Regions from separate parts of the Homo sapiens genome. Here region 2 is linked to region 1. A link is an interaction called in ENCODE POLR2A ChIA-PET data of the cell type or tissue named here. Cell type or tissue: OCI-LY7. All regions are shown on one strand.

Region 1 (4,000 bases):
AGACCTGTGCTTGCTTAAGAAAATGTTCTTAAAATCTTGATGATACTTTATATACAGGGAACTTGGCAGAGGGAGCACAAAAATGATACAAGCTTACAAACCAGAGTAATTGTCAGAAACAGTAAAGTTAGAAGAAACCAGAGTCAGCAAAAATGAGGTGTTTGGTTTTAGGTACATGGAGTTTGATGTATTGGCAAGATATGCAAGTATGTCCTGGGTAAAAACAACCAAATTGTGTTTCAGCTGGGGGCCTCCACCAAGACCCCCCAAGCCTGGCCAGTATAGCTGTGCCGCCTCTGGAATTTTCCCCTTCGGTAACATAGACAAGATGGAGACCAGTCTGATGAATGGAATCTTGGATTTCATTCATCTCATGCTGTCTCCTGCTTCCCCATCCTCTGCTCCACACGAACAAGTGAAGCCTCTATTCACACTTACAATTCCGTTTCCTAGTTCAGTCCTCTCCGTGTCTCCACTCACCACAGTAATGCCATGCCCCAGCGGACAGCTGAGTTGCTGGCAGATGCACACAAGGGTCAAGCCTGCACATGTCTTAACAGTGGCCTATGCAGGCTCTGACTTTGGATTGCTGGGGTCTTAGTCCTGAACCCCGGCCTCAATAATTTCCAGATGTCCTCACATGTTCCATCGTGAGGTTATTAAAGGTTAAAATGACTTAATGGTGTGACACAAGCTAAATGCTACAAAAAACATTAGTTCTTGCAAATTTTTTTTTTTCAGAGACAAGTTCTCACTCTGTCACCCAGGCTGGAGTCCAGTGGCGTAATCATAACTCACTGCAGCTTCAAACTCCTGGGCTGAAGCGATCCTCTAACCTCAGCCTTCAGAGTAGCTGGGACTACAGGTGTGCACCACCATGCCTGGCTAATTTTTTTTATTTTTTGTAGAGACAGGGTTTCACTATGTGGCCCAAGCTAGTCTCAAATTCCTGGGCTCAAGCGATCCTCCTGCCTCAGTCTCCCAAGTAACCTGGATTGCAGGCACATGCCGCCACACCCAGCTAGTTCTTGCAATTATTATTATTAAGGACTGTTTATCCTTAGGCATCCTTTCTCCTCATGTGGACTTTGGCCTTTCCGTGACATTTGGCATCTTTCATGAATCTTCTGAAAAGCTTCAGGTTAATGTGAGCTGCTTTGGTATCTTAACACCAAAGGTGTCATTGGGGTCATTGCCAGTGTCCAGCATCAACAATTCAGACAAGCACCAAAACTGCTTGAAACCTGCATGTTAACTATGTGGAAAGGAAGACAAACAGTCTAAGATAAAAAGAAACGCATGTAAGGACCATGCCTTTTTTAATAGCTAAGGAAAATATTTTAATATTTTTAATTTAATAAATTTTAATTTATTAAAATTAAAATTTTAATTTAATATTAAATTAAAATTTTAATTTTAATTTTAAATAAATAATTAAAATTTAAATAAATTTAAATTTAAAATTTAAATTTAATTTTAAATAAACATTTAAATTTTTAATTTTAATATTAAATTAATTTAATTTAATATTAATTTAACTTAATTTAATTTAATATTAATTTAACTTAATTTAATTAATTTAATATTAAATTAAATTTTAATATTTTTAATTTTAATATTAATTTAATATTAAATTAAATTTTAATATTTTTAATTTTAATATTAATTTAATTTAATTTAATTTAATATTAATTAATTTAATTTTAATTTTAATTGCTTCAATATTAAATTAAATTTTAATATTTTTATTTTAATATTAAATTAAAATTTTAATTTAAAATTAAATATTTAATATTAAATTAATTTAAATTTAATATTAAATTTTAATAGCTAAGGAAAATATTTTAATATTAAAAAAAGACCATGGCCTTTTTTCAATAGCTAAGGAAAAGCAGGAGAAGAGGGGCCCAACAGTGCTTAAGTAGGGGTGGAGAAAGATTTGCTTAAACAGGTAGCTGAATATAGCTCTTCTAGTTCTGACAGAAAGTATTCTCCCCATCCATCCCCTAAAGAAACCCCCAACTGTGAAACAACTAAAAGATGGAGATGCAGCTTTGATCATAAGCAGAGAGGCTAGTTTAAGAGGATGTGAATGACAGAGGAGGTAGCAAAGAAAATCAGAAAGGGCTGATTCATAAGGCACCTATACTCAAGGTAGAAACAATGAAGCAGACAGCTACTATTCCAGGACTCTTATGTGTAATAGACACTCTCCAACATCACTTAGGTGAGCATCACCACAGCCCCTGAGATAAGAGAGTCTATTGCTGCCCCCTGTTGACAAATGAAGAGATTGCAGATTAAAAGGTTATTAACTTGGCCAAGTCTCAAATGAGGAGTAAAGTGTAGGTTAAAATCCTGGTCAGTCTGGCTCCAGGGCCCAACTCACAGGGAAGTTGGAGAGCACAAGAGTGAGTGATCAGAACAGCAGGAGATCAGCCTGTAAAGGAAAGCATCAAGAGGAGAAGGCGCCATGCTGGGTGCCAGGCCCTACCAGGAAGGACCCAAGCATGGCCTCCACCAGTCACGCCCTCCAATCTCCTCCTCTCCAGTTCCTGATCCCCCATATCCGCTACACCATGGAAATCAACACCCGGGCCCGGACCCAACTCATCTCAGATGGAGGAATTTTTGATAAGGTGAGGAGGGTACGGGGCATGGGACTGCCTCATCCATCTCTCCATGATCTGCCACTTTCAGGATCCAAGATCAACTATGTGTGAATGTCCTCACTCTTAACCTATGAACCTGTCCCTTTTATACCCATGTCTTTTTTTTTTTTTTTTTTTTTTTTGAGACAGAGTCTAGCTCTGTCGCCCAGGTTGGAGTGCAGTGGCGCCATCTCGGCTCACTGCCATCTCCGCCTCCTGGGTTCAAGCGATTCTCCTGCCTCAGCCTCCCGAGTAGCTGGGATTACAGGCGCCCGCCACCATGCCCAGCTAATTTTTATATTTTTAGTAGAGATGGGGTTTCACTGTGTTGGCCAGACTGGTCTCGAACTCCTGACCTCATGATCCACCCACCTCAGCCTCCCAAAGTGCTGTATACCCATGTCTTAATATCTGAAAATCCCACATTTGCCCCACTTTATGGAAGATGTGTTGGTTCTCCAGCCCTGTTTCCCCCTCTAAGACCTGTGATCTCCTGTCCCAGGCAGTGAGCACAGGTGGAGGGGGCCATGTACAGTTGCTCCGTCGGGCGGCAGCTCAGCTGACCTACTGCTCCCTCTGTCCTCCTGACGACCTGGCTGACCGGGGCCTGCTGGGACTCCCAGGTGCTCTCTATGCCCATGATGCTTTACGGCTCTGGGAGATCATTGCCAGGTGAGTAAGGAGGAGCTGAGAAATGGTGGGGCCGGGGGGGGGGGGGGCTCTGGCCTGAGGCCAGCATGGGGCAAAAGCAAGAAGGTCCAGAAAGGAGAAGCAGAGAACTCAATCCTGGGGAGAGATGAGGAAAAGTGAGGACACAGTGGGTGGCTCTGAAAATGAGGAGACTGGGATGAGGCAGAGAGAGGAGGTGAGGGGAGCTGTGGGGGGAGACTGGGGGAGGTGTCTGGAAAAATCAGGATTTTCTGACGATGTATGACAGCAACCATGCGAATTCCTAGAACTAAGGACCCACATCTTCCATGAGATGCTAGTGTGTTTAGAGGGCTGAGGATGTCCCAAAGGCGAGGTGTCTTCCCAGATACTGTGGAAGCATTGGGCAGATGCCACAGAAAGAGGAATAGAGGTCAGAGGCGGGGGCTTTCTGCCCTCAAGTGCCTTTTCCCCCTGGGCAGGTATGTGGAGGGGATCGTCCACCTCTTCTACCAAAGGGATGACATAGTGAAGGGGGACCCTGAGCTGCAGGCCTGGTGTCGGGAGATCACGGAGGTGGGGCTGTGCCAGGCCCAGGACCGAGGTAAGATCCATTCTAGAGACAGAAGAAGCTCCTGGGAGACTCTGCCAGGGCGCCTTCCCAGCCCTGCCCTTCTGGGGACAGGACCCCAGCCTCTCAT
Region 2 (4,000 bases), 550 kb before region 1:
ATGGTAGAGTTTTCAAGAATCAGACTAAGTCTGCCCAAGTTTAAATCAGGATATTTGGGGGAAGGATTAGGGTTGGGGTGGCTATGCCATATGAGCTGGTGCCTTTGGAAAGCCAAGAACTGTGAAATGTTAAAGGGGGGATGGGCACCTGTGAACCGCCAGGAGACAGGACCATAGAGGAGGCTGAGGCTGAGGCTGAGGCTGAGCCTGATCCGCACTCCTCCCCATAGACTCGCCAGCAGCCCTGGGCTTGAGTGCAGGATGCAGCACTGGAAGTAGAGCAGAAGAGCTGGCAGACTGAAGACACATTTCTAGTGGGGAGAGCAGGGATGGGGGTTAGGAGCCCAGACCCCTCCAGCCCCAGGAGGGCACCCAATTTGCCAGGCAATTCACAACGGCGGTGCCAGCCGCCCCCACCAGCAGCGTCACTGGCTGCATGGGAGCCGCGAGAGGTAGACATTGAGCAGAAGCGACACTGAGCTGACACAGGTGCCTGCTGTGTATACAGACGTCTGGGCCCTGGGGCAGCCTGGCTGAAATTGCTGGGACCGGCCTTGATGGCAGCCTATGGGGGCTCAGTGGCCACGTGGGCAGCCCCACACAGCAGGTGTGGGCCTGGGCCAGGGAGTCGGGGTTTTCCAGGATGCAGGAAAGCAGTGCCCAGGCCAAGGTTCAGCAGCAGGAGGGCCTGAGCAGGCTTTAGGGGCCCCAGAAGGGCCAAGTCCTGCCAACCTCAGGGGACTACCCAGGAGGAGGTTATGGGCACAAACTGAGCAGCAGGGGAAAGGGAAGAGAATACAACAGTTGGAGCCAAACTTCCAGGAACCCCTAGAACCCTGGAATCTCAGCTCTATGCCTCTGGGAGCCAAAAAGGATAAAAGGGTCCTGGCAGAGCTGGGGTTATGGGGAGCCCAATCAGTAACCTTTTGGCAGGAGAGGGAGGTGGGTTGTCCCTAGGACACCCAGTTTGAGTGGGTTGTCCCTGGGACACGCAGTGCAAGGCAAACCAGCTGCACCTCTCCGTGGAGTAGGGATCCCTTCCCAGCCCACCCAGAGAGGCTCCTTTAAGAGCCCCTCCTTTCCAGCCCACCCAGACCCCCTCTCCCAGGCTGTGTGAAAGGTGTGGGTCACAGGACACTCGGAGGGACCCTTAGGCCTGAAGAGCCTCAATGGGCCAAACTGCAGGACATCTTGGGAGTCAAAGACTCACACCAATCTCAGCTAGGGGGACCCCTCCAATAACAGAAGGAAGACGGAGCCCAGAGAGGGCAAGCAACCAGCTCAGGGGCTCACAGCCAGCCCAGCTGAGCCAGAGCCCAAGGCTGCAGCCTCCCAAGGGAGGGCATGAGGCAGGGCTCCGGGAAGAGGAAGCCCTGGCCTCCAGGGCCACAGGGAAATGGTGAGGACACTGAGGACAACGGGGGTTGGGGACAATGGACAGCTGCAGGACAGACCGTCAGCACCAGACCCCACCCCCGAGGGCTGTGGACAGAGACGGCGTAACATGAGCCCGGGGATGTGCTCTCACTCCCAGAAAGTGGCCATCTTGCCATAAGAGCGCCAACCCCAAAATGGTGACCCAAACCACAGGAAGGGCGGGCACAAATGCCACTCACACCTCCACAAGACAGCCCAGAGGCTGTGCCTGCCAGCGGCGCTTGGTGCCGAGGCTGGGGCTGCCCCCTTGAGGGCCTGCCTAGCTCGCTGTGAAGCCTGGGGACGCAGGAGGGTGGTCGACTTTGCCCAAACGCTTCAGCCCCGGGCAAGCCTGCCCCCAGGATGACACAAACATGAACCCTGACTTGGGCTTGCGGTCGCAGGCCCGTGGGAGGCAGCAGTGGCTGCACCGAGATCCCCGGACCTCACCCCGTCGCAGCTCAGGGAGCCCCCCGGGCTCGGGCAGGATCCCTCCCCGCTCTGGTCGGACACTGCTGGACAGACACGGGAGGGAAAAAGCAGGAAAACGCCTGTGTCGGGGAGAGGGCAGCCCCCTCCCGTCCCCGCAGGCAGCCTGATTGGGCCCCCCGCTCCCTGCTCTGAGCACAGCCCACCCCTCAGGGCACCGACTCGAACTTGGGGGGCCCACGCGCCCAGCTGAGCGCCGGCAGCGGCCGCTCGTGGTCTTTGTCCGACTCGGGCTGGCTCTGGGCCCGCTCGGGCTTGGGGTTGGCGGCGGGCGGGTCGGGCTGCTGCACTGACATGGTTCTGCGCAGGTGGTTGCGCTTCCGCAGGAACTCTGGCTGCGCGTGCAGCCCGAAGCTGCCCTTGCGCAGGATCATGCGCGAGTTGTTCTTCTTTGGGCGTGAGCGGTGGCTGGCCTCCAGCGCGGCCAGGTGTGCGGCGTAGCCCTCGCTCAGGAACTGCGGAGGGCAGGGGAGGGCAGGGGAGGGCAGGGCAGGGCAGCAGCGCAGGGGGAAGAAGGGAGGGGAGGGGGAAGAGGGGAGGGGAGGGGAGGGGAGGGAGAAGAAGGGAAGCGGAAGAAGGGAAGGGAGAGGAGGGGAGGGGAAGGGACAGGCATCAGGCGGAGGGGTGGGGCAGGCCCCTTATCCTGATCCTGTCCCCATCATTTCCCGGGAACACTCTACGGAGGCACCTCCAGCTTCTCCAAGGAACCCTGGGGAAGTCGGGAGCTCTTTACTGTTCCAGGGTCCCCATCCTGCTTTGGACAACCATGCATCTCTACCTGTACCCATGGGTCACACCAGAGTTCTCTGGATTTTCTTTCCTATTTTATTTTAATTAATTAATTTATTTATTTGAGAAAGGGTCTCGCTGTGTCGCCCAGGCTGGAGTGCAGTAGCCCAGTCTCAGCTCACCGCAGTCTCAACTTCGCCAGCTCAAGCAATACTCCAGCCTCAGCCTCCCGAGTAACTGGGACCACGGGTACATGCCACCATGCCCAGCTCATTTTTTAAATTTTTTGTAGAAACAGCGTCTTGCTATGTTGCCAGGGCTGGCCTTGAACCCTGGGCTCAAGCAATCCTGCGTATCAAAGCACCAGGATTACAGGCATGAGCCAGGGTGCTTGGCCTCTGGATTCTTGAGGGTGGGGAAGCGCCCATCCTTGTCACTTGGCTCACTAGAATCCTGCAAAGTCCCTCCCGTCACGCAGCCTCACCATGCCTCTTGTCATTTTTCTGAGCCCTGCGACTGCCCTCCTTGCCAGTCCTTCTGGCTGTGTCCAGAGCCTTGCTACTCAATATGTGGTCCATGGACTCTGGCAGCATCAACACCACCTGGCACCTTGTCAGGCAGAACTTCCGGCCCTCTCCCCGCCCCTAGGCCTATGGAATCAGAATATGCATGTCAACAAGATCTCCAGGTGATGCTTGTGCACTTCAGAGTTTGAGAAGCAGGGCCTCTGAGTTCCCAACTGGGAGACGCCACCATCTCCTGACCCTCTACCCGCGGGTCACTCTCAGGCATTGCACACTTGACATGCCCCAGAGGGAGGTCAACTCCTTCCCTTCCACCTGCTGCGCGATTCCAATAGTGGCACCTCCTACGTGGTCACCCAAGCCACAGACCAAGTAGCTGTCCTCCACCTTCCCTTTCTCTCATCCTGCACATCTGATCTGGGCATTACCAAACCCAATCCATCCCCTACCAAAAAATGCCTCTCAGACCCTCCACTTTCTCTTCAATGTCCTCTCGGCTTTTCTTTCCTTCCTCTGAACCACCTGCCACCTGCAGCCTGAGGGAGCTTCCTGAATCACACACCTGCTCATCCCACACCCTCTCAGAGTCCCCACACAGGCCATCTTGGCCGCACTGACCGTTCTAGCCCCGCCCCCCCACCTCCCAGCTCACGTCCCATGCAGCCAAGCTGAGTCACTGGCAGTTCCCAGAATATACATGTTCTGTGTCACCTCCTGACCTTGGCTTTTGCTGCTGCCTCTGTCACAAATATTCTTCTCAATCTCAGGCCCTTCCTGGACCATTCCTTCAAATTCCGGAAACCCAACCTTGCCCTGGAGTCTGGGTTAGCGGTCCCTCTCCA

Evidence for each region. Peaks named below come from ENCODE experiments on the same cell type or tissue, not always from the same donor. Only the 100,000 strongest peaks of a DNase experiment are listed, where the experiment ranks them.
Region 2: POLR2A ChIA-PET joins it to region 1 with 8 read pairs; 3 of 35 experiments call an interaction of 5 or more read pairs at or near these places.

The regions. Positions count from the first base shown.
Region 1 is chr17:7,002,705-7,006,704 of GRCh38, forward strand. It overlaps ALOX12 (arachidonate 12-lipoxygenase, 12S type), which reads left to right. Exons shown (of 14, transcript NM_000697.3): 9 at 2,553-2,639; 10 at 3,154-3,323; 11 at 3,782-3,903. The region is part of intron 2 of ALOX12-AS1 (ALOX12 antisense RNA 1); the gene reads right to left. Among named protein-coding and RNA genes, the nearest start is that of ALOX12-AS1, 7.6 kb to the right of the region's middle. In OCI-LY7, CTCF peaks have their summits at 2,268 (motif pointing left) and 2,467; a DNase peak (open chromatin) is centred at 2,247.
Region 2 is chr17:6,453,284-6,457,283 of GRCh38, forward strand. It overlaps PITPNM3 (PITPNM family member 3), which reads right to left. Exons shown (of 20, transcript NM_031220.4): 20 at 1-2,360. The coding sequence ends at 2,055. Among named protein-coding and RNA genes, the nearest start is that of PIMREG, 11 kb to the left of the region's middle. RefSeq lists an enhancer at 518-1,236 and silencers at 1,806-1,935, 1,956-2,085. In OCI-LY7, no CTCF peak of the experiment used is centred here; a DNase peak (open chromatin) is centred at 2,278.